3 separate regions of the Mus musculus genome follow, and all the other regions are linked to region 1. A link is a loop called in an ENCODE intact Hi-C map of the cell type or tissue named here. Cell type or tissue: heart. All regions are shown on one strand.

What was found. A loop is a pair of places that touch in the nucleus more often than their neighbours do. Peaks named below come from ENCODE experiments on the same cell type or tissue, not always from the same donor. Only the 100,000 strongest peaks of a DNase experiment are listed, where the experiment ranks them.
Region 2: a loop joins it to region 1, with 2.2 times the contacts of the local background. A loop is called at or near these places in 5 of 42 quality-filtered maps.
Region 3: it touches region 1 in a loop (5-fold over the local background); 6 of 42 quality-filtered maps call a loop at or near these places.

The regions. Positions count from the first base shown.
Region 1 is chr1:23,276,656-23,284,655 of GRCm38, forward strand. No RefSeq gene overlaps it. Among named protein-coding and RNA genes, the nearest start is that of Mir30a, 8.4 kb to the left of the region's middle. In heart, no CTCF peak of the experiment used is centred here; a DNase peak (open chromatin) is centred at 3,366; H3K27ac peaks cover 1,530 bases.
Region 2 is chr1:23,181,409-23,189,408 of GRCm38, forward strand. No RefSeq gene overlaps it. Among named protein-coding and RNA genes, the nearest start is that of Gm29506, 50 kb to the right of the region's middle. In heart, no CTCF peak of the experiment used is centred here; DNase peaks (open chromatin) are centred at 3,583 and 6,593; H3K27ac peaks cover 1,747 bases.
Region 3 is chr1:23,197,923-23,205,922 of GRCm38, forward strand. No RefSeq gene overlaps it. Among named protein-coding and RNA genes, the nearest start is that of Gm29506, 34 kb to the right of the region's middle. In heart, no CTCF peak of the experiment used is centred here; DNase peaks (open chromatin) are centred at 2,659 and 4,749; H3K27ac peaks cover 1,359 bases.

The DNA of each region.
Region 1 (8,000 bases):
CAGAAAGGGAAGGAGAGAAAGAAAGGCAAGGAACGATACTTATGTACGCCTTTCCTTTCCCTGGGTGCCACAGCTTGCTTTTCAGCAGTTTTCCCTGTGGTGGCATTTAAATGATTATGAGAAAAATATGTTGCTGCTTGGTGCTTTTAGTAATGGTGCCATTGGTAAAATTGTAGATGTCATTTGCCAAGCACTTTTCAGAGTGCTCTATTGTATCTGTCACAGCTGAACTGTCACAGTCTTATCTTTACAAATAAGGAAACTAAGGCAGGTTGGGTTACATAGAGCTTCTAAGCAAATGGGAGAGAATGTAAATTCCTTAGGCTCGCACGCTAAAGACCAACCAATTTGAGGTGAAAGGGCTATGGAAGGCATATGAAATATACTCTCAACAAGTGGAGAAAATGAAATACAAGGAAGGTGTGGAGAGAAATGTTGGAGTGCGGGGTGGGTGCATGCCCTCAGAGATGGCCTGGATTGGCTGGTCCGCTGAATGGAAAGGGTGTCTGGGAGCAGTATGGTGGGAAAATAAGTAGAATATTTGGGAAGTTTGAAAGTGCAAAAATAGCTCTCCAAACATAATCGCAATGGTAAGCTACACTTTGAAAGAGAGTTGAATTATAGGTTAAACTTATTATGCAGGCTTGTTTTATGTCTCTTCAAAACTTCAAAATAAGGACAGAAACCAGACTCTTGCTGCATCTCTAAATAGGCTGCTGTTTTCCTTTCTTTTTGTAGTTTTAAAGAATCATTCATGCCAGCACAGTTAATGAGCTTTAGCTGTTGAATGAAATTATATATTCTGTTCAGTAAGGCCCTTCTAAATCTGCCATTGTCTCCTGCTTGCCTTGGTGTCTTTAGCACCAGGCTTCTTCTAAGTCATAATAGCCAAGTTCTCCAGAGAATCTGGCTCTGGGTCATACTGGACCTGTAGAGGAGAGGTCCTTTGGGCAAAGTTAGTCAGATGGGATGTCATTTTTCTATACCATGACTTCTCTTCACCAAGCCTGCTGAAAAATTCTAGGGGGAAGCCATTCAGTTTTCTAAAGTTTTTTTTTGAAACAGAATCTTGATCTATCAAGTTATATAGGAACTTCAGTTTCCTAGAACACACCTGCATATATTGTTGAGTAAAAAACATGAATGAGACTTAGTTTTTTCCTCCAAGATGTTTTTCTGTTGCATCCCTGTCTTGGAGTTTCTTGTGTAGGCTCGTTATTGCATGGGATTTAAACTTCTCTCTTTAGTACTTCAATTCTATGAGAATTGAAACTTGGACCTTGGGCATGGTTGACTAATGTTGTTTATCACAATTCTATCTAATCCAAGCCCTAAATCTAAACCATTTAGTCTTCCTTAAATATTTTTCTGAGACGACCACTTTTCTCTACTTCTTATAAAGGTAAACCGATTAGCTGGGTGTCACTATGAAGTAACTTCTCATTTTCCTCTGTCCTGAGGGCTGAGCTCTGTGAGATTTGTCTCCTTGATATACTTGGTGGCAGCTATAGACAGTGCTTTGTGCTAGAAAGAAAAGAACTCGATGTTGGTCTAACCAGTTCAAGCTCTGTCCAAGCACAGCAGTTAGCAAAGCTGGGGGATTCTTCATGTGCTGAATCCCCCTCTGCAAGGAAAGCATCTACTCTTTGACTGAAAAAGCACTAAGGTTTTTTCCACAAACATTTCTCCACTCATTTAACATAAGAAAAATATTTGGTTAACATATTTAAGTGCCTGCTGTGTAAAAACAGATCTGTTATTTTTTTTCTTAAACCCTGGTGAAGTGTTAATTTAACCAATCAAGTTATATTTCAGACTTAAATGTAAGAAAATCAGAAGAAACGCACATGAAGCAAAGGCATTGTATGAACAGATACACACACAACTACAATTTTTCAGTCTTTGATTTTCTATTTATTTACATCTCTGATTCTATATGGGTCTTCTATAACTGGCCAGTTGTTTATTACTTAAACATTTTAGCTGTTGGCAAGATTAAGTTGTGAGCAATCCAAGAGTGCTTTTCTGATTATTCAGTCACCATATTAGTTATTTTCATCCTTGCTGTGATTAAATTCCAGACAAGGGCCAAATGAAGGCCTAAGTTTGGGTCAGAGTTTGAGTACGTGGTCCATCATTATGGTGGCAGTAGCATGAGGCACTTGGTCACATTATGCCTGCAGTGAGAAAGGGGAGAAAGGGGAGAGAGACATGAATCCTAGACCTTCACTTAGCTCACTTCTTTCCTTTTGCTCAGTTCACTACTCCAGCCCATGGTACACTGCCACATACATTCAGAATGAGGTCTTCCATCTTACTTCTACAGAATTAGGTGCAGAATTAGGTAAAGAATTAGCTAAAAGGAAAAAAAAAAAAAACCCTTACAGAAATGCATAGAGGTTTGGTTCCATGGCTATTTTAAATTTCATCAAGTTGACAGTCAAAAATCTGCTTTCAGAAAGAACTATGGCAGTATATGAATACCTTTGCAATCTTTTCCCTTGACATATCTTTTGATGGGGAACTAATCTCAATTAGTGACAAGAAAAATATCGATAATGAGTGAAACACCCAGTCAAAAGGGATACCATGCAAGCTTTCTGTAGTTTACTCTTATATTTTTAAGGGTATGTTAAAATTAAAGTCTGTGAGGCTCTCCTGTACTCTGTAGTGAGACCGTCTGCTGATACACTGGCCACTTGGAATTACTGCTTAACATGTACAATGGCTATCTTAGCCATTTCTGAATTAATAAGACTCCCTATGCTTTACAGATCTCAGATATGTAATGCAGTATATTCAAGGACTGCTTCAGAAGTAGTATTTATGTAGGTATACACATTTGTTCTTCTAACATGTAGACATTAAAGACTATCCTTGGCACTGGATAGCACAGAATACTAGCTCGCTGACTAAAACAAATGGCTGCCAGAGTGTATTATTAAATTTCAACTGTCTTACGTGTTAGAAAACTATACTCCTGTTTTTGTACACAACTTTGTACCTTTTTATTAACATTTTCAACTCTAGCAAATAGCTCTGTTTTTCTTGTCATTATTATGTTTCCAACCATTCATATGTTTTTAAACTAATACTTGGTAATGCTCATATAAAATGACATTAGTTAAAGTCTCAGTGTCTGGAATGTGCAAGGCCCCGGGTATCATAATAAGTATCACAGAGACTCCATTTCTAGCTCTACCTGCTGTACCTGAGTCACCACTGTGAGACAGTCACATCATCAAGCCACTCTACATTACTAAGTAGTGGTGACTTCATTTCCGTGTTTCCTTTCGGCTACTATTTGGGAGACTCCCTTCAAATAGAGGAAGTGGGCTGATGAAGGCCAGTGTTTTCATTTCAGATCCTTCACATCTCTGGAAAGCTGCATCCTCTGTAGAAAATAGTGTTGTATGTGTGCCAGAGTATAACCCTGACATTTATCAGGGAGAGGGAGGAGGTCACATAATGCCTTGTGTCTTTCAGCAGTAATCCTCCCATTTGGCAAGAGTTAGACAGGAAGTGTTTAACAATGGGATTTTATAAAATTCAATATAGTAATGAGTGTTTTTATATTTGAATGGATCAAAGGAAGTTTTCTTTCTTTCTTTCTTTTTTCTCCCCCTAACAGGATGGGCGCTTAGAGTGAAGGTATCTATGGACTTGGGAGCGTTTGCTTACTTTATTAAACTTTGTGTAATATTTTCCCATTTTATCATGTCCATGAAGGGAGAAAGGTAAGAAAGCTGTGGTAGTCTCTATATTGATTTCAAATAGTTTGCTTAAGGAGAGTTAGTGAGGAAGTAGCTGTCTTTTAGGAAGATGATTTTATCAGCGACAGAGGCCTTAGAATGTCTTCAACTAGACTATAAACAATGAAGTTATTTTCTTTCACATTTGCACCATGAGACCTGGTAGTCTTAAGCTTTATACACAAATAGCTTTGTATCAAGAACTAAATTTACAGGAACTAGAGGAAAAGATACTCCTGTTTGACCCCAGTCGCACAGGCTCTCCAAGGCAGCTACTGATACAAGTTTCTTAGGGCTACTACTAAAGGGTTGGTTAGTAGTACACAGGGGACATCGAAACTGAACAAAGTGAATCCTTTTCCTCAGATTTTAAACATAACAATGTAGGTCTTCACTAGCCAGTAACCCTTGTCAGTAACATAGGAAGTTAGGCAGGTTACAGCGAAAGGGGATAAAGAGAAGGAGAGGCAGAGATTCAGAAAGGCATAAACCTGGCTATGAAAGACACTCGGCTTCACTGAGGACCAGCTACAAGGTCACAAAATTTGGGGTGGCATATATTCATTTTGTGGCATGTTTCGATAGTATTTGGATACAGCCTAATAAAGACATCAAAAAAGAATATTATAAACTGGAAACATCACTTAAGAAGAGAACTCAATGTAGGATTGCATAGCTATTAACTATAATAGGATGTTTTTTGATGACAGATAATCTGTTTTATCTGTGATCCTGTTTTACCTCTCCAGAGTCATTGGTTGGACTATGAACTTCAAGTACTCAGAGCCCACGGAGATCTAGAATACCTTTTATCTCTGACCCATTATTCACATTACTCTCTTTTCTCAAACCTTATAGATTGTGCACTTTAGCTTGTAGAGAGGGTGCTTTTATGAAAGAATTAATTCCCATAATTTAACTTTCCAGATAAGTGAATCATATGCCATTTAAAACTAAAAGAAGCATTTTGGTAAGTTGAGGCTATGACTACAGACCGAACTTGTGCTGTGCCTGTTGAGTGCATTGAGGCCTCTGATGTTTGGGCGTGGGACTGTAATTGTGCCTTTAAAATGTGGGGACTGTGCTTGTTACCTCTCTATCCCCACAGCACTAGAACAGCGTCAAAAAAGGTTTTATAAATACTTGGTTAATTTCTAAGGATAGTATCATTCTCTCTTAATGTTGCCTTTTTCAGTCAGTATTACTCAGCTTGGCCTTAATGGCAATGAAAACATCTTTTTTCACTTGCTCTGTTGCCTAGTTGGTCCTTTCCTGTCCTTTCTTTACCTGAATTTGATAGATACTTAAAATTATCCTTAAGCTTCACAAGAGCTATGTCACCTATACGACATATGGAATTTCTTAGACAGATGGCCTAATAGTGACATTAATTTGGTTCATTGTGCTAATCTGTCCCATTCCATGTGGGCCCCAAGTCATACATCTAACATAATTTTGCTTTTTAAGGTATATGTCTGTACTGGCTAGTTTTGTGTCAACTTGACACAGCTGGAGTTATCACAGAGAAAGGAGCTTCAGTTGAGGAAATGCCTCCATGAGATCCAGCTGTAAGGCATTTTCTCAATTAGTGATCAAGGGGAAAAGGCCCCTTGTGGGTAGAATCATCTCGGGGCTGGTAATAAGAGAGCAGGCTGAGCAAGCCAGGGGAGCAAGCCAGTAAGGAACATCCCTCCATGGCCTCTGCATCAGCTCCTGCTTCCTGACCTGCTTGAGTTCCAGTCCTGAATTCCTTTGGTGATGAACATCAGTATGGAAGTGTAAGCTGAATAAACCCTTTCCTCTCCAACTTGCTTCTTGGTCATGATGTTTGTGCAGGAATAGAAACCCTGACTAAGACAATGTCCAATTGAGAAAACCTTTATTCTCAAGTTTAACTTGTCATCTTAACATAAATTGCCATTTTACGCAGGAACTGTTCAGGCGAAGTGCAGTTAGTGAGGCCTGGACTTTTATCACTTGAGTTTCTGTTAGTATCCCTCCCTTTAGGGTACATGTGTGCAGCACTTAGGGCTTTCCCTGTGTTAGGATTCTAATTAAACTTCTCCACAAGGATATCTTGAGAGACTTATGCATTGTATAACACATTTCCTCCACTAATCATATTCAAAGGGAGGAAATAGAAACACCCAAATTATTTAAATGTCCTTCTACCTTCTCTTATACCTTTAAAAAATTAAGGAATGGTTGCTCTAAGGCAGGATTTCAGATATGTGTTCACTCATTTTTAAAATACTTGTCTACCTGTTACAATAAGGAGGACTCTGATAAGGGTTGGTGACACAGCTGTGAACAAGGCCAGAGCTGTCCCTGCCATCCCTTATCTATTACTGACAGACACTGAGTTCTGGGAAGGAGTGAGTGAGACACAGTTGCTGAATAGGTGCTGCATAGAACAGAGCTTAGAAATTGTGTCTGCTGAAGTAGGGATTCCTCAAGTTGTTGAGAGTCTAAATCTAGACAGATTGGGAAACTGGTAGAATTGGGAAAGAAAGCCCAAGAAACTGGAATTTGGATCAGCTTGCTTTTTAAAGCATTGATTAGTAATATTAATAGATGTCTCATGCCAGTAATTCAGGTGAATAATAGTGATAGCTCTCACTTTCTGGCCTATGTGTTCTAAAAGTGGCAGCGTCATGCGAAGTAAATCCTTGAACTTAGAACTGCCGTATAAGAATTTTAATCCTTTTACTAAAGGGAAAACCCTAATAGAGCAATGAGTCCGTCTTTTACTACATTGCCCAAGTCTGATGCACTTCAGAGAGTTTTCAGAGAATTGCTTATGCAGTCCTATTTGTCCACTGTTGCCTCAGGGTTCATATTCATCAGCTCCTGAGGCTCTTTGCTATGGTGTACACTATACCTGAGCTGACTTCTGACTTAATCAGTCCTGCTCACAGGTCTCAAAGGGGCTGTAGGGGAGAAGCCACAAGGTAATTGGCACAGGACTCCTATTTAACCTACCTCAGTCCACTCTCCCTTCTCCAGTGCAGCTTATTCCTTAGTCTGAAAACTCTAACCCTTTAAAAAACTGGAGAAAAGGGTTAGATAGCCTTTGGTCGCTTGGAGATTACTGCTTGCAGGAACCTGGTTCCACGTGCCCACCTCTCCTGTCACCTTCTAGAGATGCTAGGCTAGAATATTTTTGATCAGATTTAGAAGGTCTGTGTGTGACCCAGTTGCTCAAAGGAAAAATAAATGTTTTCTTTTCTTAACACTGCTATCTGCTGTCCTTCTTCCTTAGTTTCTTAATAGTTGTTTGCTTCTGGGTATCTTTCAATTTCTTCTTAATAACACATGTATGTATATCACACAGAGGTGTGGACATGTCTATATACAATTAGGCAGATAAGTCAAAATGCCAGATAAACATTTGCTTCATTTATTTTCCTGGTCAATTATCACTTTAGTAAGAATGGACTTACATGACCTCATACATCTAAAATAGGATTTCTCAACTGATACCTTGACATCACTTATCTTCACTGTAAAATTATATATTTAATAATTATATTTGTCTCTGTATATGTATCATAATGATAGCAACTCAGATCTCTAGTACTTAGAACAATGCCATATATATTGATACCTTTTACATTTTGAAACTTGAGGTATATCGTAGTGAAAGCTGATTATAATGTGTCTTTTTTTTTTTAAGCTGAGTATCTGCTACATTTTTTGTTTCCCAATGTGACACAAATAGTAAATTAGCCAAGATCCAAACTCAGTCTCTGGACAGTTTATATTACATCTCAGCACAGGAAGATAATATCTGTACTTACTAGTTAGTAAGTCTTTACAGAGGAAGTAAAATGAACATAGAGGACTGTGTACTAGGGTTTTTCACAAGCAACTCTTACTGAAGTGTGTCAGCCTTATATCAGAGTAAAGAAAGCTAGGATAACAAACCAACTGATCCTGGAGGAATCTGAAGTTTCATGGCAGTTTGGCAGTCTTCTTTGTCCCCTGCACCTCTAATATCAACCAGTTAAAGAATTGACCAATTTGGTTTTAATTTTCCTGTCTTTGGCCTAATTTTAAGGTAACTGCTCATTCGTGAAGATGTAATTAGTGTTGCTTTATTTTTCCTTCCCTGTGGGAAAAGAGGCAGAAACACATAGCTTGCATATTCTTTCAGCCTCTCAGCTGTCTCTAGCCACCCAAGGACACTTCAGCACTGGGCTTAAGCAATTAGATTTGGAGCCAGTCAGGGTTTTGTGTACATATTTG
Region 2 (8,000 bases), 95 kb before region 1:
CTAAATGCATGAAACTCAAGAAGAACGAAGACCAAAGTGTGGACACTTTGCCCCTTCTTAGAATTGGAAGCAAAACACCCATAGAAGGAGTTACAGAGACAAAGTTTGGAGCTGAGACGAAAGGATGGACCATCTAGAGACGGCCATACCCAGGGATCCATCCCATAATCAGCTTCGAAACGCTGACACCATTGCATACACTAGCAAGATTTTGCTGAAAGGACCCAGATATGGCTGTCTCTTGTGAGACTATGCCACTGCCTGGCAAACACAGAAGTGGATGCTCACAGTCAGCTATTGGATGGATCATAGGGCCCCCAATGGAGGAGCTAGAGAAAGTACCCAAGGAACTGAAGGGATCTGCAACCCTATAGGTGGAACAACAATATGAACTAACCAATATCCCACCCCCCACCGAAGCTTGTGTCTCTAGCTGCATATGAATCAGAAGATGGCCTAGTCGGCCATCAGTGGAAAGAGAGGCCCATTGGTAGTGTAAACTTTATATGCCTCAGTATAGGGGAATGCCAGGGCCAAGAAGTGGGAGTGGGTGGGTGGGGGAGTGGGTGGGGGAGGGTATGGGGGACTTTTGGGATAGCATTGGAAATGTAAATACCCAATTTAAAAAAAAAAGAAAATGCTGTCTTTTTTTCCACTGGATGGTTTTAGCCCCTTTGTCAAAGATCAAGTAACCACAAGAGAGTGGGTTCATTTCTGGATCTTCAATTCTATTCCATTGATATACCTGCCTGTGACTGTACCAATACCATGTAGTTTTTATCACTATTGCTCTGTAATGCAGCTTAAGTCAGGGATAGTAACTCCACCAGAATTTCTTTTATTGTTGAGAATACCTCTGCTATCCTATTTTTTGTTTGTTTGTTTGTCTGTTTGTCTGTTTGTTTTTGTTATTCCAGATGAATTTGAAAATTTCTCTTTCTAACTCTATGAAGAATTGAGATGTAATTTTGATGGGAATTGCATTGAATCTATAGATTGCTTTTGGCAAGATAGCCATTTTTACTATATTAATTTTGCCAATCCACGAGCATGGGAGATCTTTTTATCTTCTGAGATCTTCTTTGATTTCTTTCTTCAGATACTTGAAGTTCTTGTCACACAGATCTTTCACTTGCTTAGTAAGAGTCATACCAAAGCATTTTATATTATTTGTGACAATTTTGAAAGGTGTAGTTTCCCTAATTTCTTTCTCAGCCTGTTTATCCTTTGAGGAGAGGAAGGCCATTGATCTGTTTGAGTTAATTTTATATCCAGCCACTTTGCTGAAGTTGTTTATTAACTTTGACTCCAGCCAAGAAGATGATGTTGCAGTTTGGTGTCTATTAAGATTATCACCTTCAACCCCTGCCAGCTGAGTTTCCATGTTGAAAGACAGTAAAGATTAGTGCATACTACAGGAGACAACAAGGAGAGGATTACTGAATACAAAGGAACTTGACTCCTGGGTCAAACCTACAAACTAGAATCCAGAGTCACCAGAGAAGGGACAGGAAGATGAATTTTCCATAGAGAAAATTAATCTTTTATGGTTTGATAATATAATACATCTACATAATAAACCTTAGTCATTTTCATGTATACTGAATTCCCCTTTCCATCCCTCCACAATCTTTCTTCTCAAGAAATCCCTTTCTATTTGCATGTCTTCTTATGCATGCCTCAGAGAGTTTAGTTAGAGTCTCTTGTGAAAGTGTGGGAAAGCCACCTACTAGATGAACAATAACAGCAATGGCTACACCACTGGAAAAAAAATAGCACCTGTCCCCCAGCTAATTGTCCAGCAATGAGATTCACACATTAAAATCATAGTGGTTTTTATTTTCTTAATTTTTCAGGCTATAAGGAATGGAGGAGTGAGGCCTGATGAGCCATTCCCTTCATCCATGATGAAATGTTGACCAGCACAATCTTGTAGAAGTCCTGCATAGATAACTATGTATATGAGTTCATATGCAGTGAGCTCATGAGTACCACAGCTATAATCTAGCCACAGGACACATTTTTGCCACACATTTCTCCATTCTCTGTCTCTTAACATCCATTCTGTTCCCTATCCCATGATATTTGTTGAGTCTTGGAATGGGTAAGAGAGCTAGAGGAAACTTCTCAATTAGTTCCTCCTTTCATTCTCTGTGGTCATTTCTCTGTGACCAATGATTATGGTATCTTCAATGACAGGCCTTTATCATCAAGTTCTGGTGGACAAGCAAGAGTGATGGCAGTATTCTGTATTGTTTGGGTCCTCTGAGGCCTCAGTAGCCAACAATTGGTAAGGAGGTTATCACACATCTCCCATTGGAATTTTTAATAACTCATGGTTTCTGGGAAGAGCATTTTCCACCCTCTGTTCAAACTCATGTAAATATATAATTATATATATATGTATTCATATAATCAATATATGTTCATAAAATTGTAGGATAGAATATGTTTTTTAATGATACCCTTAGTTTTGCTTACTTCTCTCTCTCCTTTCCTGTCTTTCCAACCCCCCCTCCATGCTTAGACCTCTAAACTCTTCACAAGTGTTCTCTCCACTTTCAGTGGAAAGGACAACCTTAGAGATTATCAGTTAATTTGATTGATAATAACATTGCTATCCTTCAAGGCTGGCGTCATATTCTTTGGAGTGGTGACAAATCGATGGTCCAAAGGGAAGAATTTAACTGAAGTCACCAAATGTCATTCAAAGTTATGTTTGTTACCTAAAGCAAGTTACTGAGATAATAAACATTACTGTGGATCTTAAAGTAATTATATCTCATTATGTTCAATGAACGCAATTTTATTTTCCTTTCACACAGTTATTAAAGGCACATCATCAAACTGTTTTGAGCAAAGAGAGATGGCATCCATGCTATTTATAGATAACAGTCAGATACCAGTCCCATGAAAGCTCCTATATTTACTTCAAATTCCATTTTTAAAATTACACCTTTTTTATTACAACAAATGTTCTGTTTGAGCATTCTAATCATATAGCACCATATATTATATTACATTTCCCATATCTTCCACCATTAGAAAAATCGTGTTTATTTGTATTTCTACTATCTCACAAGTAAGCTATATAGCTAGATTAACCATTATCTCAATTTTCAAGGCAATTAACACTAAAAGATACTTGGAAATATATAATAATTGGTATAATATTCGTAGTGGTGGAAGGGAGAAACAACAGAATCCTAACCAACATCAGGCACTCAGCCTACACTGAAACCGGAACTGATGGAAAAGCCAGCCTGAGTGTCTCTATGTAGTTCCTTTCCATGAGGCATCAGAACCATTCTCATTCAGACCCGGATGTCTTTCTGGATGTCCCGAAGATTCTCTCTCAAGTCTACAGCAAAATCAGGTCCTGAAATCCCCCCCCCACAAGAGAGCCCTTTAGCTTCGCCCCAGCTACTGCTGCAACCTAGCCGAAGTGTCTGATCACTGCACAAGATAGGAGAGAAAGCCCTGTGCATGCAGTGAAACAGCAAGAGGAAGCTTCACCCTTTCCTTCCCCAATTGTGTTTGAGGAAATCCAGGACAGGCTCGGAGCACTGACTTCCTGGATGAGGCATACGAATCTTAACTCCAATAGTCATGTAGTAACTCGTACTGTGGCCACACCTTAACCCATTCACCCACGCACTCCCAAGTTCTTGCCACCTTTAAATGTGTGTGATCAATAGTATAATTCACGTGTTTATGGGCTGGTGCTTAAAGATGCAAAGCTGGAATTCCTAACTAAAAGTATTATGGTTTTTTTTAAGTTGTAATCTTCATTTTGCAGATAACCCCTAAGAAGTTAGAGCAATTCTTCCTCCCAGTAAATATGTAGAGGATATGTAGAAGACTCCTTCTTTCCCTCCTCCCCCTCCCTTCTTCCTCCTCTTCCTCTCTCTCACTGTTTTCTTCCTGTCCTCCTTTGTACCTGTGTTTCTGTTTGTGTAAGTGTGTGAGTGTGCACAAGTGCAGGTGTTTCTGGATCTCACCGTGGAGTTGACATCTGGTTCCTTCCGTGATTGTTCTCTGCTTTATTTACTGAGGCAGGGTCTCTCAAAGAAGTCAGAGGTCATAGATCCCGCGACTCTTAACTGTCCACTTTGCCCTGGGGATTCCTTCCTCTGCATCCCTCCCCAGGTCTGGGAATCCTGGTAGCCACCTTGCCTGCTTCTGAAAATGTATTGTGTTTCACTGAGCCATTGCCCGGACTATCTCTCCGTCTCTATAAGTTTGTGTTTATTGCACCCATGAAAACTCACATTTAAGTTTTACATAGTTTGTACTTTGCATTTCCCTGATTCACCCATGAGAAACAGAACATTTGTTGTCCATTTTTATTTTCTTTATTTTCAACCTACTCTGATTTTTACTAGCCATATGGATATTCGGAATATGAAATATTATCAGACTTTTCTCTACATTCCTTTTTGTGGTGCTGGGAATTGAACCCAGAGCCCTGTGCATATTAATAAGCTTCTGCCATATTTTAATGTCTCTTCTCCGACCAGAAGTATACAAATATTAGTGTGTAGGTCCTATTTTAGTATTTTATTGTCATATTTTCATATCAAAACATCACTTAAAGATGGGCACAAGGAAGGAATATGGCCATCAAGCAACTTTTGAAGTTTGAGAGATTTACCCATGTTCTGCATTTGGCATGCCTTCTTGGAAGATTTTTTTTTCTCTCATCAGAACATCTGCCCTAAGCATCTTCAACATCCATAGTCACCAGGGAAATGCAATTCAAAACGATCCTGAGATTCCACCTCACACCAGTCAGAATGGCTAAGATCAAAAATTCAGGTGACAGCAGATGATGGCAAGGATGTGAAGAAAGAGGAACACTCCTCCATTGATTGCAAGCTGGTACAACCACTCTGAAAATCTGTCTGGTGGTTTCTCAGAAAGTTGAACATAGTACTACCTGAGAATCCAGCTATACCACTCCTAGGCATATATCCAAAAGATGCTCCAACATATAACAAGCACATATGCTCCACTATGTTCATAGTAAGCTTATTTATAATAGCCAGAATCTGGAAACAACACAGATGTCCCTCAACAGAGGAATGGATAAAGAAAATGCAGTACATTTACACAATGGAGTACTACACAGCTATTAAAAATAATGAGTTCATGAAATTCTTAGGCAAATGAATGGAACTAGAAAAATATCATCCAGAGTGAGGTAACCTAATCACAAAAGGACACACATGGTATATGCACTTACTGATGAGCAGATATTAGCCCAAAAGCTCAGAATACTCAAGATACAATTCACAGACCATATGAAGCTCAAGAAGAAAGACCAAAGTGTTGATACTTTGGTCCTTCTTAGAAGGAGGAACAAAATACTCATGGAAGCAATATGGAGACAAAGTGTAGAGCAGAGACTGAAGGAAAGGCCATCCAGAGACTGCCCCACCTGGGGATCCATCCCATATACAGTCACCAAACCCATACACTATTGTGAATGCCAAGAAGTATATGCTGTCAGGAGCCTAATATAACTCTCTTCTGAGAGGCTCTGCCAGACTCTGACAAATACAGAGGCAGATACTCGAAACCCCCCATTGAACCAAGCACAGGGTTCCCAATGAAGGAGTTAGAGAAAGGACTGAAGGAGCTGTAGGGGTTTGCAACCCCATAGGAGGAACAGTATCAACCAACTAGAGCCCCACAAGCTCCCAGGGACTAAACCACCAACCAAGGAGTACACATGGAGGGACCCATGGTTCCAGTCGCATATGTACCAGAGGATAGCGTTGTTAGGCATCAATGGGAGAAAAGGCCCTTGGTCCTGTGAAGGCTTCATGCCCCAGTGAAGGGGAATTTGAGGGTAGGAGGTGGGAGGTTAGGGGGAGCACCCTCATAGAAGCAGGGGGGAGTATGGGATAGGGGGTTTCTGGGAGGTGGGGGGGCACCGGGAAAGAAGATAACATTTGAAATGTAAATAAAGAAAATATCTGATAAAAGAAAATATCTAATAAAAGAAGAAAAAAAGAAATAAAATTGGGTTTTCTGGGAAAAAAATGTTCATCATATTAGAAAATAATGCAACATTTCCCTTCAAAACTGTGAGTGTAAAGTCTACCTTTACTCTAATGGAATAAATTAAATACATTACCACAGCGTGCCCTCTCCATCGACCTCTCTCTGTCCCCCACCCCCATGCCTGTGTTGAGCACACATTGGCTATGGTTCAACAGGGGCACTGGTTACTGGTTACAGCACTGAGTCTCTCACAGGGAGTTTCCAAATGTGGCGATAATACTTTACTTTCAGACCCAAGCTCTCCAGAGTTTATACATGGAGACTTTAGTAGGGGAGTGATTTTGCACACACTAATCATTATTTCAATCAGCAACAAGGAGAAAAAGGATGAAGGAATTCTCCACGGAAGGCGTCCCTTCTTGTCCTCTTGTGGGAAAACATCAGAGATCTCTAAGGCTACTTCCTCCTGTCCTCACTGCTGGGTTTGTGTTTGATTTGGAGGAGGGAAGTGTTGTGGGGGGGGAGGTGCAGGGGTTGGTTTTTTAAAGATTTTACAACTAAATGACTTGGGACACTGGATTTTTGCTACAGTAACAACTGCAAATGGATATTTATATAGCCTTAGGTCAGCCCCAAGAGCTTAAGAGTTTATTTTTAGGTCTCTGCTTGGCCAAGGGGGAAGCATGGTAAATGAACCTTATGTTCTTACATGGGCATGCAGCTGGACTCAAGTCTGACAGGAGGCCCTGGAGAAGACTCGGCTTTATTACAGAGACCCAGACAATGGCAACATTACTTCTGTTTGTTTGGCTTTTTCTCTCCCCCTTTTTTTTTTTTTCTCCATACTTACTTTCACTTTTAATATTTGTGGGCCGTAAATTTCTTGAAGATTAAAAAGGAAAAAAGACAAAGACTTTTAAGAAATACAAATACAAAACCTCGTAACTTGAGCTAATCAGTGCTTACGTGCTTCCTGGCATGAAGGCCCCCAGACACAATTCAGGCTAGTGTTTGAGACATGAAGCAGCATTATCTACTGTACTGGCTGGTTTTGTGTGTCAACTTGAGACAAGCGGGAGTTATCAGAGAAAAAAGCTTCAGGTGACGAAATGCCTCCATGAAATCCAGCTGTAAGGCATTTTCTCAACTAATGATCAAGGGGTTGGAGGGGGGTCCATTGTGGGTGGTGCCATCCCTGGGCTGGTAGTCCTGGGTTCTATAAGAAAGCAAGCTGAGCAAGCCAGGGGAAGCAAGCCAGTAAGGAACATCCCTCCATGGCCTCTGCATCAGCTCCTGCTTCCTGACCTGCTTGAGTTCGAGTCCTGACTTCCTTTAGTGATGATGAACAGCAATGTGGAAATGTAAGGTGAATAAACCCTTTCCTCCCCAACTTGCTTCTTGGTCATGATGTTTGTGCATGAATAGAAACACTGACTAAGACACCTACACATCAGTTTCAAGGCTACGTATGAAAAAAGACCACAAAATAAATCAATATAGTGAAAATAATTATCAAAATGTAACATTTAGAAATAATTGGTTAAATCAAATGTATTGTTAATTTACACCTCTTCTTTTTCTTGAATTTTATTTATTAATTATATTTTTGGTGTCCTTTGTTTTGCTCTGTTTTGAAATGGGATCTCACTATGCAGCCTAGTGGGCAGCAGACTCACAGAGAGGTCAGCTTGCCTCTGCCTCCCTGTGCAATTATTAAAGGCACTGGTGGGCTCACCAGGCATCCTGCTCACCAGGCATTATTGTTCCTTTTAAGGTGTGACACAAGACAAACTTTAATCACATACTGAAGTCACAAGATCTTTGCTCCACAATGTGATAGAACACAAGATTTAAAATCCAGGCTCTGAAGTAAATTCACCTGGGTTCAAAGTCTGCTGCTCTGCTGTTCCGAGGAGACCTTGGTCAAGTCATGGGTGATCTGTGTTACAGATTTACTTATAAATTGCCAACCCTGTATCACAGGTTATATG
Region 3 (8,000 bases), 79 kb before region 1:
TTCAGTTGGGCTTAGAAGGTTGTACGATCTTCCCCCAGCCCATCTTGACTGCTTAAGCATAGATACTGCATAGCTCCTTTAGCACTAACTGCTAAAGAGGACACTATAACCAGAACCTTCACTATCAAGTCCTCTACGGTCGCTCCTCAGACTCATCTGTGGGAATTGAGAAAAAGAAGCAGTCCAGTCCTTTCCGGTCTCTAGTCCCCCCATGCCCAATCACTTCTCTCTCCTGAGATTCGTTGTATATTAGAACTATATAACTTGGTTTTGTTTGTACAAGAAAGAGCTCACTGTTAGAGATTACCTGCGTCTCAAAAGAGACACACTGCACTTGAGCTTCTGAACAATGCTGGAACTGATCAGACTTGAGGGCTTTTGAGTGTGCGCAGAGTGATCTTACATTATGAGGTAGCCATGGGCCTATAGGTATCAGAGGTGAAATGTTCTGACTTAAAAATAATAGGTTAAAATGTCAAATTAGCAAAGGTAGACGTTTGGCTTGATAGATACAGAGTTAACTAAGAGACTCGGGGAGTTTGACCCATAGGTGGGTTGTATCAGTTCACAGGTTGAAGTTCCCAGCTGCATAAACCTGAGACAGTGAGAAAGTGAGCACACCCTCAATATTGATTCACTCTACTTGTTCAATATGGCCTCAATGAGACCTGCTGCCTCCAGCTCCTCCAGCCATGCCTTCCCTACTGTGGTACCGGGAGTCAAAACCAACCCTTCCTTTGATCAGTTATTTTGTCACCACAAGAAAAATAACTAATCCTGTCACCTAGGACTGGAGTGTGGAGGTTGAAGAGAGGAGTAGAGACTGACAGCTGGCCTGGATGACACCATCACGAGTAAAAGAAGCATGAACTGTGTCCTGAACTGCATAGTTTTCAATACATTTGGATAAACAATGAATTACAGAAAGCTCCCCAACTGACTGATACACAGAAAATGAACTGAAAGAAGACAAGGGTAGAAACAAGTGGACTGCTAAGCAAGGTGCTGCAGTTGCCCAGGACATGGTAATAGAAAAGCAGCAGACTCAGCTCCCCTAAGGGCAAAGTTGCCACATCCTATTGGTAATTGAACTTAAGGATGAAGGGTTAGGAATCACTCTAAGATTATGGGCTTTAGCAACTGAGTGGAGGTTGGTTTTCTTAAACAAAGTAGGGCAAGATGTCAACTAGCATGTGTCGATGACATTTGCATTTAATTATGACTTTAATGTCTTAAGCTAGAACTATGAGTCCTTGGGACTCATATCTAGTAGGAGAAATATTAAGACATTGTGGGATTAAAATTTTCTTTTCTTAAAAACAGACAAACAAGGGCTTAAGAGATGGCTCAGTGGCTAAGAGTACTGACTACTCTTCCAGAGGTCCTGAGTTCAATTACCAGCAACTACATGGTGGCTCATAACAATCTGTAGTGGGATCTGATGCCCTCTTCTGGTGTGTCCAAAAGTAGCAACAATGTACTCACATACATTAAATAAATAAAATAAATAAATAAATAAATCTTTCTTTTAAAAAAGCTTGTATTAAAAAAAAAAAAAACCAGACAAACAAAAATCTGTCTGAGGAGAGGGCATGGTTTAAATGCTGCATAAGGTAGATGACCAAATGCCATATAAAAATCTAGTTATGGTGACACACTGGCAGGGTGTGGGCATGAGACAGAAGGATCCCTGGGGCATGTTTTTATTCTAGTCAGTCAGCAACCTCCAAGGTCAGTGAGAAACTGGCTCTCAAAAAGCAAGGTAGACTGTGTTTGAGAAAAGCACTCTGGGCTGGTGAGATGGCTCAGTGGTTAAGAGCGCCAACTGCTCTTCCGAAGGTCCTGAGTTCGAATCCCAGCAACCACATGGTGGCTCACAACCACCCATAATGAGATCTGCCACCCTCTTCTGGTGTGTCTGAAGTCAGCTACAGTGTACTTACATATAATAAGTAAATAAATAAATCTTTAAAAGAGAGAGAGAGAGAGAGAGAGAGAGAGAGAGAGAGAGAGAGAAAAGCACCCAAAGTCAACCTCTGTCCTCTGCACACACGTGTGTCCATGTGTACACGCATGAAAATCCGCACACACATACACCACACAACAAAATAAGAGGAAGAGGAAGAAGAGAGGGAGGAAAGCTGGTTCTCTTCATTTGACATGGAGAGGTGGGGATTGGCCCTCAGGGTTTTCATAGTTTCCCACCTGATTTGCCCCCCCCCCATTACCAAAATTTTACCCCTCAGTTCAAAAATGAAAAAGGAAGGGGAATCTTAAATTTAGTTAATAGTTCAAACATGGCCATATGAACCTTCTCTTGGTATCCTTGGAACATGTCTTTGATTTCACTAAGTGTTACTTTACTGAAGATAAGAGGAATCGGTTTTCCAGTCAACAAGGCAAAGCTTTTCCTCAAGTTGCTCGGCCACCAAAAGAGTCTTTCTGAATTCTAGGCTGTCTCGAGGAGGCAAGGATAGTTAGATGCTGGAAGACAGTGGGTTTTGCTGCTGTTGTTTGTTTGTTTGTTTGTTTGTTATTTAGCACAACCACATTCAAGCTATCTCAGTCAAGACCTCAGTCCTCATCCTCTCTGGCTCACAAATGCTCCTTTTTCTTGCGGAAGTCTCGCTTTCCTGAATGATTGAGGCTGGGACAACCCCCGCCCTCTCCAGAGAACTATATTATTTACCTCTTGTAGTTCAAAAGAATCACTTAAGAGTTGTGCATATGTACTTTCTGGGGAAGGAAGGGGTGAGGCTCTTCCCTTCCTTTTTAGCCCTTTCAAACCAGTTTATGTCAGAGGCTTTCTCTTTACAGACACCTACTAGCTAAGAAGCCGGACTGAGAGGAAAAGCCACTAGCTTTTGAATGTTAACCCCTTCCTGGAGGACTGAGCCTAATTAAGAACTTGCTTATCTTTCTGAGCTTCCATTCTTCATATAAAGGTCAGGGATGATAAGAGAACCAATTTTACAGGGTCATTAGCAGTAGGTTAAATGAGACAACACATTACATGTTCACCCCAGTGACAAATAGTAAGTTCTCAGGGCACCTTAGGTATTTCTGTTATCAGCATACCTACTATCTCCCTCATCAAACATCACCATCTGAGTTCATACTGAAAAAGTACGCCACGGGTTTGCAACCTTTGTATACTATCAAACTTAGAAAATAAAGTACGTTTCTGAAACGTGTGGGGGTTATGTGCAGGCAATTGAGAATAGACTGGTAAATACATTTCTGTACTTCTGCAGGTCATATAAAAATACGTTCCTCTTTTATAATATGCTAACTATCAAGACTAAAGCCATGATTGCTGAAACAATGAATATCAAGTCACTTAGTATTAAACACTTTATTCCTTCGCTTATGGTTTCTGGGAGCCTGTCCTAACACAGTAATGTCCTGACTGCAGTGAAGAAGTTGGTTGCCCTTTTCACAGTTGGCCCCATGCAATATTGAAAGAGCATTCCTCTGTCGTGCATTCACCATAGCCTCGTTATTTGCAGATTGTTCTTCATAACGGAGGGGGTTTGTTCTGATTCTAAAATTCATGAGCAACTTCAAAAACACAGACGTAGAAGACAAACCATTGAGCCTAGACATTAGAGAACTAGGCACCTCTAACAAAACTGGCGTGTGTCCTATTTTTGGCAGCAGAGAAGTTTAGAATTTGTTGGGTTTCTACAGTGGATCAAGAGGTAATTTATATGAGATTCTTCTTGCGTGTGTACGTATGCATGTGTGTGTGGAGGCTGGAGGTTTACATTATATACCATTCTTCAGTCACTCTGTCACCATATTACTTTAAATTATGTAATTTATTATGCTTGTGCTTGTGCATGCATGAGTACATATAACAACTAGCCACATAGAGGTCAGGGGAAAACATTTGGTTGTTGGTTTTTGCTTTCTGCTCTGTATTCCAAGGACAAACCTCAGGCCATCAGGTTTTTGTGACAAGTTCCATTAGCACGTATACCATCCTGCTTGCCTCTCCATCTGATTTTTTTAAGACAGGGTTTTTCACTGAACCTGGAACTCATTGATTCAGCAATAGAATCCCTGGTGACATCTGAGGAGCCTTCTGTCTCTACCTCCTTAACCTCTGGGTTTATAGATGTATACATGTGGGAGCTGAGGATTAAACTTGGGTCCTCATTCTTGTAGTAAGCTTGGTAGATTAAACCATCTCCCCAGCATGTGTGTGCGCACGTGCACACACGTGAATACATCATATACACCCACCCACACCCACACCCACCCACACACACACACACACACACACACACACACACACACACACGCACACACACACATACTTTCTCTCTCTCTCTTTCTGTTTGGGTTAAAAATAGAAATACAGATAAAAAGTAAAAATAACATCAAGTAGAGACCTACTGTGTAAAAATTGTCACTTCAGATCAGAATCCAGTCCAGTGTGTAAGAAGGCTCTTGATGTGCTTGCTCAGTCTTTTAAATATCCCTCTATTTTATTCATTTTCCCTTTAAAAGACAAAACAAACCAAAAAGGGAAAAAAAAGAGGAAGCAAGTTATATAATCTACACCCTGGATGTCTAATCATTTTTATTTCTTATTGCAGTTTGAATTAGAAAGGAACACTCAGTCCCAGAACATGGTAATTCATCTCCTGTTTCTTTGTCTGCAGCAAGAACTAGGAGATAGTTCAGAGCCATTGCCAGTCAGAAAATACAACAACGCTGCACTCCGATCTCATCTGTTTACTGGCAGATCACAGGCCACTTCCCTCAAATCTCAGACATCCTGTTAGGTCTGAGAGGCTCCATCCAAGGATACCTAGAGAACTTCAGAAAAGAAAGGGCATCTGAAAAGCCCCCTCTTTTTTGTTCTTTGAACAGAGTTGAGTAAAGTTTTTAAAATACTCCCCACCCTTGTTCGTTCCTTAAGGCAGCACCAAGATGTAATTTGAATGGAAGCCAGAAGCAGAGACACACTTAATATGTGAATGCCGGAGGAAGTGGTTTCCTTAGCAATAACAGGCATGTGAAAGTCAAAACTTCCTTTCCTTCCCATGTGATTCCCCCCCCCCCTTTTTTCAAAGCAATTCAGATAGAGGACAATGGAATTGAATTCCAAGCACCCACAGTGTTCATGAATTGCTAAGCAATGATTCACCAAGTACCCAAATTACTCCAGACTACTTGAGCATTTTATTAGTGAAATTGCTTTGTTTTAAAACTTTCCTTCCTCACTTCATACATCAGTTTTCCTCATTCCTGTAGGCCACTTGTCTGCCACTCTGACAAAGCAGAGCTATACCAAGCAATCACAAGTAGGGGTTGATACAGGGTAGAACAGAGCCAACTCTAGTCATAACTCATCTCTCCCTTACAGAAAGTAGAGACACATACAGAAAAAATATCTTTCATAACTGAAACATGCTGTTTACTAGGGATAAACATTATGAATTAAATTAGTGGGGATTCCTTCGATTCCAGTTTAGAAACACTTAAATTTTCATTCATGGTAATTACTGATTTGTCTTGACCCACTCATTCTAAAGGAAAACTGGAAAGGGTTAGGGGTTACGTGGGTCTTACTGTAAGTAGCATGTTCTGCTTGGTCCTTGAAGTTAAATGGTAGTGTCCTATTCAAAAATACAGCAGAAGACCATGGCTTAAGTCTCTCTTGTTCCTTCAATTAAGTTGCAGTGTTCTTAAGGAACACACATGACTGTTTTATGAAATTTCTCTTTGTAGTTGGCAAACTGTGAATCAAAAAGTCACTAACACCATTCAACTCAACTTCTTAGCAATTCTTTTTCAATTTTACCCTTTTTTAAAGGTTACTTGTATGTTGGAAATGCTGCATACATGTGAATGCAGGTGCCTGCTGAGGCCTGGGTCATTGAGGCCTGGAGCTTGAGTTAGGGTAGTTGTAAACTGCCCTACTGTATAAGTATACTAGTCTACAGAAGTAATACGCATTTTTAACTTCAGCCCCATCATTGAAATGCTATGAGATGCTTGCAGTCTAAGCTGCCAGACAGCCCCAGGCCCTTCATAGGTTTGCTTTATGGTCCTGTTGTCTGTGCCTTTGTATTATAATAGTGTTTTTAATATTGGGATCTTTATAAGTATTCATAAAGGGTGTGAAGGGAAAGGCTAGCATAGTACCATCTTAATAAACTGTCTTCTGACAAATTATAATCAACATATAATGCCTGTTCTAGTTTAATGGTTCTTTCTGAACTCAGAAATGCTCCAACATACAGCCTTAGTTTTCAAGTGGATCCCAACCATTTTTTCCCATTAGGAACTAAGGAGAAAACCCTTATTAAAAGTTATTAGGACCTCCAGGGAGTACAGCCTCTGATCACTTTCTTCAGGGCTAGTGAGATTGTTCTACAAAGATATTTTGAACTGTTCAAACATTCGGGGTAATTTTCTATACCCTAAGACAAAGGCTGCAAAGATAGAAAGTTTGCAATGTTCTCATTTGCCCAGCACACTCTGCACTCAAGCAGAGAGAGGCTGGACTCTAGGAGGTTGTTCTCCACAGGCACACGTGTCCCACCACGAGCAGGCACTGTGTACCCTACATGAAAACTGGATGCTATTTTCGTGCCATGAGCATTCTGTCCTCTTCAAGCCAAAGCTGGTCCTAGGAAGTGGCCTATACTGCCCGGTTGGCTGGTTTTGTTGCAGAAAAAGTCCCTGAGAAAAACACTTGATTTTCTTGGTGAGGCAGTGGAAAGCATTTCAGAGTGACAAGCAATTGCTTACCAGAATATTTTTAGCAGAAAATTTATTTTTGGTTGACTCAGCTGGTCAGACAATTGTGACTCGGAGAGTTGAGAATGACCTTGGCTAAGTCACTTCATAACTCCAGACATTGGAATATTGAATGAAATCATACGCCATCAAGTTCTATACTTGGTTCTGTGGCCCTCTAGAGCTCATTGATGCTTTCAGAGGAGTGCAGGGTGTTGATGAAGAGCAGGCAGGTAGGACTCTGAAGCTTCACTTCTTCTTTTTTTATTATTAGATATTTTCTTTATTTACATTTCAAATGTTATCCCCTTTCCTAGTTTCCCCTCCGAAAACCCCCTATCCCCTCCCCTCTTCTCCTGCTCTCCAACCCACCCACTCCCATTCCTGGTCCTGGCATTCCCCTATACTGGGGCATAGAGCCTTCACAGGACCAAGGGCCTCTCCTCCCATTGATGACCAACTAGGCCATCCTCTGCTACATATATAGCTAGAGCCACAAGTTCCACCATGTGTTTTCTTTGATTGGTGGTATAGTTCCAATTAGCTCTGGGGGTACTGGATAGTTCATATTGATGTTTCTCCTATGGGGCTTCAGTCCCCTTCAGCTCCCTGGGTATTTCTCTGGCTCTTCCATTGGGGACCCTGTGCTCTGTCCAATGGATGACTGTGAGCATACACTTCTGTATTTGTCAGGCACTGGCAGAGCCTCTCAGGAGACAGCTATATCAGGTTCCTGTCAGCAGGCTCTTGTTGGCATCTGCCTAGTGACTGGGTTTGGTGGTTGTTTATGGGGTGGATCCCCAAGTGGGGCAGTCTCTGGATGGTCATTCCTTCAGGCTCTGCTCTGAACTTTATTTCTGCAACTTCTTCCATGGGCATTTTGTTCCCCATTCTAAGAAGGAATGAAGTATCAAGGGACTCCACATAAAACCAGAGACACTGAAATTAATAGAGGAGAAAATGGGGGGAAAGCCTTGAAGATATGGGCACAGGGAAAATATTCCTGAACAGAACAACAATGGCTTGTGCTGTAAGATCAAGAATTGACAAATGGGACCTCATAAAATTGCAAAGCTTCTGTAAGTCAAAAGACACTGTCAATATGACAAAAGGGCCAACAACAGATTGGGAAAGGATCTTTACCAATCCTAAATCTGATAGGGGACTAATATCCAACATATACAAAGAACTCAAGAAGCTAGACTCCAGAAAATCAAATAACCCCATTAAAAAATGGGGCTCAG